Linked DNA regions of Homo sapiens: region 1 is linked to region 2. Evidence: read pairs that join two places in POLR2A ChIA-PET (ENCODE). Cell type or tissue: OCI-LY7. All regions are shown on one strand. Links, peaks and the distances in the headings refer to the core of each region. The heading gives the core; the rest is flanking DNA.

What was found. Peaks named below come from ENCODE experiments on the same cell type or tissue, not always from the same donor. Only the 100,000 strongest peaks of a DNase experiment are listed, where the experiment ranks them.
Region 1: POLR2A ChIA-PET joins it to region 2 with 5 read pairs; 7 of 35 experiments call an interaction of 5 or more read pairs at or near these places.

What each region holds. Positions count from the first base shown.
Region 1 is chr16:27,168,129-27,170,936 of GRCh38, reverse strand. The region is part of intron 2 of LINC02129 (long intergenic non-protein coding RNA 2129); the gene reads left to right. Among named protein-coding and RNA genes, the nearest start is that of LINC02129, 7.1 kb to the left of the region's middle. In OCI-LY7, for the core only: CTCF peaks have their summits at 1,085 and 1,285; a DNase peak (open chromatin) is centred at 1,246; H3K4me3 peaks cover 269 bases; H3K27ac peaks cover 970 bases.
Region 2 is chr16:27,111,919-27,114,726 of GRCh38, reverse strand. No RefSeq gene overlaps it. Among named protein-coding and RNA genes, the nearest start is that of C16orf82, 46 kb to the right of the region's middle. RefSeq lists an enhancer at 1,345-1,534. In OCI-LY7, for the core only: no CTCF peak of the experiment used is centred there; a DNase peak (open chromatin) is centred at 1,056; H3K4me3 peaks cover 437 bases; H3K27ac peaks cover 1,128 bases.

The DNA of each region.
Region 1 (2,808 bases), core at 277-2,776, 56 kb before region 2:
AGGAGTTTGAGACTGACCTGGACAACTAAGTGAGACCCTGTCTCTACAAAAAGTAAAAAGAATTAGCCGGGGTTGGTGGTATCAGCCTGTAATTCCAGCTACTTGGGAGGCTGAGACTAGAGGATTCCTTGAGCCCAGGAATTGGAGGCTGTAGTAAGCTGGGATTGTGCCACTGCACTCCAGCCTCGGTGATAGAGTGAGACACCATTTCTGGGGAAAAAAAGTTATACTAAGACTTCAACTGTGTGGGGATTTTGTGTCCCAACACCTGCATTGTTTAAGAGTCAAATGTACTTAGAATTACATGGGAGGAACTAAATAAGTGTCAGGTGACATTATCACATTATCACTATTCTTTCTGTGGCTCCTGTCACAGCATGCACCATACACGAATGCCATAGTGACACTTTTCCAGTGGACTGTGGGGTACTTGAAGCGTAACAGGCTTTCCATACATTTTGGTTGATTGAAAATGAATGAAGCAGTAACTACTGCCCAGTCCTCTGGGGCTTGGCCTACCAAGGCTCTCCAGACAGTGCCACCCCCTTGCAGAGGGTTTAGGGCTAAATGAAACTGCAGCTTGAACAAGGACAGTTTCTGATCAAGGGAGACAGACTAGAAGCCCTAGAACTCAGCCTTTTTTTTTTTTTTTGGTTGGGGTGGACAAAATCTCACTCTGTTGCCCAGGCTGGAGCGCAGTGGTGTGATCATAGCTCACCACAGCCTTGCTCTCCTAGGCTCAAGTGATCTTCCCACCTCTGCTTCCCAAGTCGCTGGGACTACTGGCATGCACCACCGTGCCTGGCCAATTTTTGTGTTTTTTTTATTTGTGGAGACAGAATCTTGCTATGTTGCCCAGCCTGGTCTTGAACTACTGGCCTCAAGCAATACCTCCTGCCTTAGACTTCCCAAATGCTGAGATTACAGGCATGAGCCACCATGCCTGGCCAGAACTCAGCTTTATCAGTCAGGCTAGAACTCAGCTTTATCACTCAAGATTCTTTGTTGCAAACCACAGAAACCACACCAGCAAGCTTAAGTACAGGAAGAATACGACATGATTCAATAGATCACAGAACTTCCAGAGGGCTATGATCAGATTTGGAGACTATGTATGCAAGCGGGGCACTTAAATTACACCACCAGACTGCTCTAGTGGAGAGCCTGTCCCTACTGTTTCCAGCCAGAGGCAAACCAGCTTGACTCATTGATGCCCGTTGTGATGGGGTTCCGGCCTAACTTCTGCAGCGGCTGCTGTGCAAGCAGCCTGCCTCTTGTGACCTGCTGAGTGTGTTTGCACAGACAGATGGCACTGAAGAGCTTGCAGAGTCTGGGAAAAGGGGACTTTTGATGCCAACTCCCTCATCTCCCAGAATCCTGGAGATCAGATTCTATTGTATCCCCTTCCCTTCCCTTCCCATCCCGTCCCTTCCCTTCCCTTCCCTCCCCTCCCCTCCCCTCCCCTCCCCTTCCCTTTCTTTTTGAGACAGTCTCGCTCTGTTGCCCAGGCTGGAGTGCAGTGGCATGATCTCAGCTCACTGAAACTTCTGCCTCCCGAGTTCAAGTGATTCTCCTACCTCAGCTTCCTGAGTAGAGAGTAGCTGGGATTACAGGCACATGCCACCATGCCCGGCTAATTTTTGTATTTGTAGTAGAGATGGGGTTTCACCATATTGGTCAGGCTGGTCTCGAACTCCTGACCTCAGGTGATCCACCCATCTCAGTGTCCCAAAGTGCTGGGAGTACAGGCATGAGCCACCGCACCCAGCCTCCCTCCTGCTTTTCCAAAAGCAGTGGTAGATGATAACAATGGTAACCAACATCATTGACTCCCCATGGGGCACTGAGCCATGACTCCTGATGGGCCACGTGTTTTGCAGCATCGTCTCCCATCCTTCTCACTACAATCCTGGGTGGCAGGTGCTGTTATGAGCTTCATTATACATATGAACTGAGGCTCAGAGAGGTTAAGCAACTCATCCAAGGTCACACAGCACAATTGAGAATTTAAATCGAAGAGGACTCCAGAGCCCAGATTCTTAACTACCACACGGTACTGCTGTCTTTACTCCCCGGGGAACTTAATTGATGGTTTAGACAATAGCGAGAGGGAGGGTGTGTATGCATTCATGAAACCCGGTCTGTGCCAATCTTCCCACCAGGAAGGGTGTTGTTGCAGGGCAGGATTGTGCATTTCAGCCGAAGTGGTGGCAGGGGAAGGGTCCCTGTCCTGGCAGACAATGAGCTTTTTGACTTCTAGTGACCAAAGGGTAAGAAATGGAACTAAGCTCTTGTCCATAGCCTGATGACGCCGATGCTCCAGGATCCTTCTTCCCTCCCTCCCTTCTCCATCCTCCTTCATCTTTCTTCCCCTACCATTGTCACCATCCCTATCACCACCACCCTATTATCACCATCCTCATTCAGCATGGGCCGCTATGCACCACTGTCCTCTTCATATTATGTCACCACCAGCCCATCACCAGCCCACCGTCCTTTATTATGACCATGACAATAACCATCACCCTGGGCACTACCACCACCACCGAGCCATCACCAAACTGTCAATGTCACCATGTCTACCGTCTTCCTGACACCCTCATCACCACCGCTATCAGCATCATCAACCCTTCCATCCCCCTGCCATGACTGCCTCTCTGCTGCCACTATCTCCACCTGCACTGTCAGCATCACCACCCGACTCTATGAGCCTGTTCACATCACCATTCACATCACCATTCAGTGATCGACTTCATTCACCACCCCCAGCCCTGTCACGATCATTCCACTGTGCTTGCCATCACTGTT
Region 2 (2,808 bases), core at 80-2,579:
CCAGGCTGGGAATACAGTGGTGAGATCATAGCTCACTGTAGCCTCCAGCTCCTGGGCTCAAACAATCCTCCCACCTCAACCTCCCATGCAGCTGGGACTACAGGCACACACCACCATGCCTGGCTAATCTTTTTTTTTTTTTTTTGTATTGTTGTAGAGATGGGGTTGTGCTATATTGCCCAGACTGGTCTCAAACTCCTGGGCTCAAGCAATCCTTCTGCCTAAGCCTCCCGAAGCACTGGGATTATAGATGTGAGCCACCATGATGCTTGGCCAGAATCAACATTGCTATAGGTATAAACAGAAACAAACCCACAAAGAACTGAAGAGGTTAATTCTGGATTGGTTATCAGTCAAGTGAAGGATATGGATGAGTGTGTGTGACAGGTGGTCAGGGAAAGCCTCCCTGAAGAGTGACATTTGGGCTGAGACCAGCTGCATAAAGATCTGGGAACAGTGTCCCAAGGTAGATGGAACAGAAAATATGTGGCACTAACGAGGCCACAGGCTTGGTGCAGCTGAGGGACAGAAAGGAGCCAGGTATGGCCAGAGCATAGCAAAGGAGCTGGAAGAGTTGTGTGAGGGGGTTGGGAGCTGGGCAGGGGCTAGAGCATGAGGGTCTTATTGCCAGTTACCGTGCAGGCAGGATACAGACAGCACACTCAAGGGGTGGGGTCATTGGTGAAAGTTTAGTGAAAGAATGAAAGGACTCTTTTTGTTTTTTTTGAGACAGGGTCTCACTCTGTTGCCCAGGCTGGAGTGCAGTGGTGCGATCACGGCTCACTGCAGCCTCGACCTCCTAGGCTCAGGTGATCCTCTTGCCTCAGCCTCCCTCTTTATGGAGGTGTGGATCAGGTTGAGAGAAACTGAAAAGAGGTAACAAAGGACTTTGGGACCAGCAGCAGTGGGGCACTTGTTACCATCTTCAGTCCTAAATGGGCCAGGAAGGCCCTGTTAGTTAGGGGAACCCAGCCAGAGCGGTAGCTGTAGGAGGTGGCCCACAGCTCTCACCCAAGGGACCCAGCTGCTGTCACCCATGGCCAAGCAGAGAGGAAGCCGGGGAGTAATACCCCACCTCTCTCTCCTCCTGCTCGCTGACCTCCTGCTTCACCTCTTACTCCTATTGGTTGAAGTCAATCAGGAGCCAGATGGCAGAGAGCAAAGGTTGATGCAGCCTCTGCAGGTCAGCCTCCAGACACAGGTCAGGTCTGAGTACTGGGCCGGGTGCAGAAGGCTGGAGAGGAAGCCCGAGGACAAACGGAAACTGCAGCACAGTCAGAACAGGCAGCGTGCATTTTATTCTGAGGTCAATGAGAAGCCATGGCTGGGTTTAAGCCGGGGTGGGATCTGATCTGGATTGTCTTACCCTCTCAGGCTGCTGTCTGGAGGGTGGGGAGGTGCGTGGCAGTGGAGGCTGCCGGAGCTATTCGGGTTGGTGGTGATGGGAGCTTGGGCCCGGAGGAAGCAGCAAGGCTGGAGAAGAGAGCAGGGCCTTGTGTTGATATCTGAGGTGAAACTGACAGGTGGTGGTGGATTGGGTGCAAGGGAGTCAGGTCATGTGATAAAGAAGCACGAGGGACCAGGCGCAGTGGATCTCTCCTGTAATCCCAGCACTTTGGGAGGCGGAGGCAGGTGGATCACCTGAGGTCAGGAGTTCGAGACCAGCCTGGCCAACACGGTGAAACCCTATCTCTGCTAAAAATACAAAAATTAGCCGGGCATGGTGGCAAGTGCCTGTAATCCGAGGTACTTGGGAGGCGGAGGCAGGAGAATCACTTGAACCCGGGAGGCAGAGGTTGTAGTGAGCCAAGATTGCACCACTGCACTCCAGCCTGGGCGACAAGAGCAAAACTCCCTCTCAAAAAAAGAAAAAAAAAAAAAAAGATGCACACACAAAAAAGGAAGAAAAATAATGGATGGCTTAATCTCAGCCTCTCTTGAAGCTCAGGAAGCTCACAGCAAAGTGCATATGACTTTACCCTCTGGATTTGCTCCCTTTGCCTACCCTCACCACTTCACAGGGAAAGGGGGCTTAGATGAAGTCCTTAGGAGAACCTATGTGGCAGATGTCCTCCTTACAGCTGAAGGAGTCTGGCATCAGAGAAGTTAAGCCATCTGCCCAAGGTCACACAGCACATCTGTGCACGTGAGGATTTGGACCTGGGTCTGTCTGATTCAAGGAAGCCCTGTGTAGGACTCAGGTGAGATATCTTGCATTAGACATCAGCCTGGAACTGGAGCTTTACTGCCCCAGGAGCTCTGCTCTAGAGACGGGATGTAAGTGCACCATCACGTGCACATCATTTGGGACTAGCTGGAGGAAATACATGAGCATTTGTGGCATGCAAGAAAGTGAGCAGAGCAGGAGCCTAGCAGACTTTTCTTTCTTTTTTTTACTGTTAAAGAATTGGGGGACAAGGAAGGGGACTAACATTTATGACATTCATTCATTCATTCATTCATTCATCCATCCATCCTTTGGTTCAATGATCCAGGTTTCTTGCTGGGCAGGCAAGTTACTTGCATTGTCTCATTCAATCCCCCAAATGAACAATCCAGCCAAGGCAGGAACCCCGCTTCATCCCTGTTTTGCAGGCCTGAGGAAATGGAGGCTCTGTGAGGGGAAGTGACTTGCTCAAGGTAACAGACCCACCCCCTCTCTCTTCCCTAAAACATTTTCCCCTCAGCGTAGCATCCACCCGGCAGCAGACTGTAGAGGGCAGGGGGTGCTGAAACCAGGCTGTCTGTTTAAATCTTGGTTCCCCTTTAATAGAGCTGTGACCTTGATTTCCACATTTGTAGAATGGG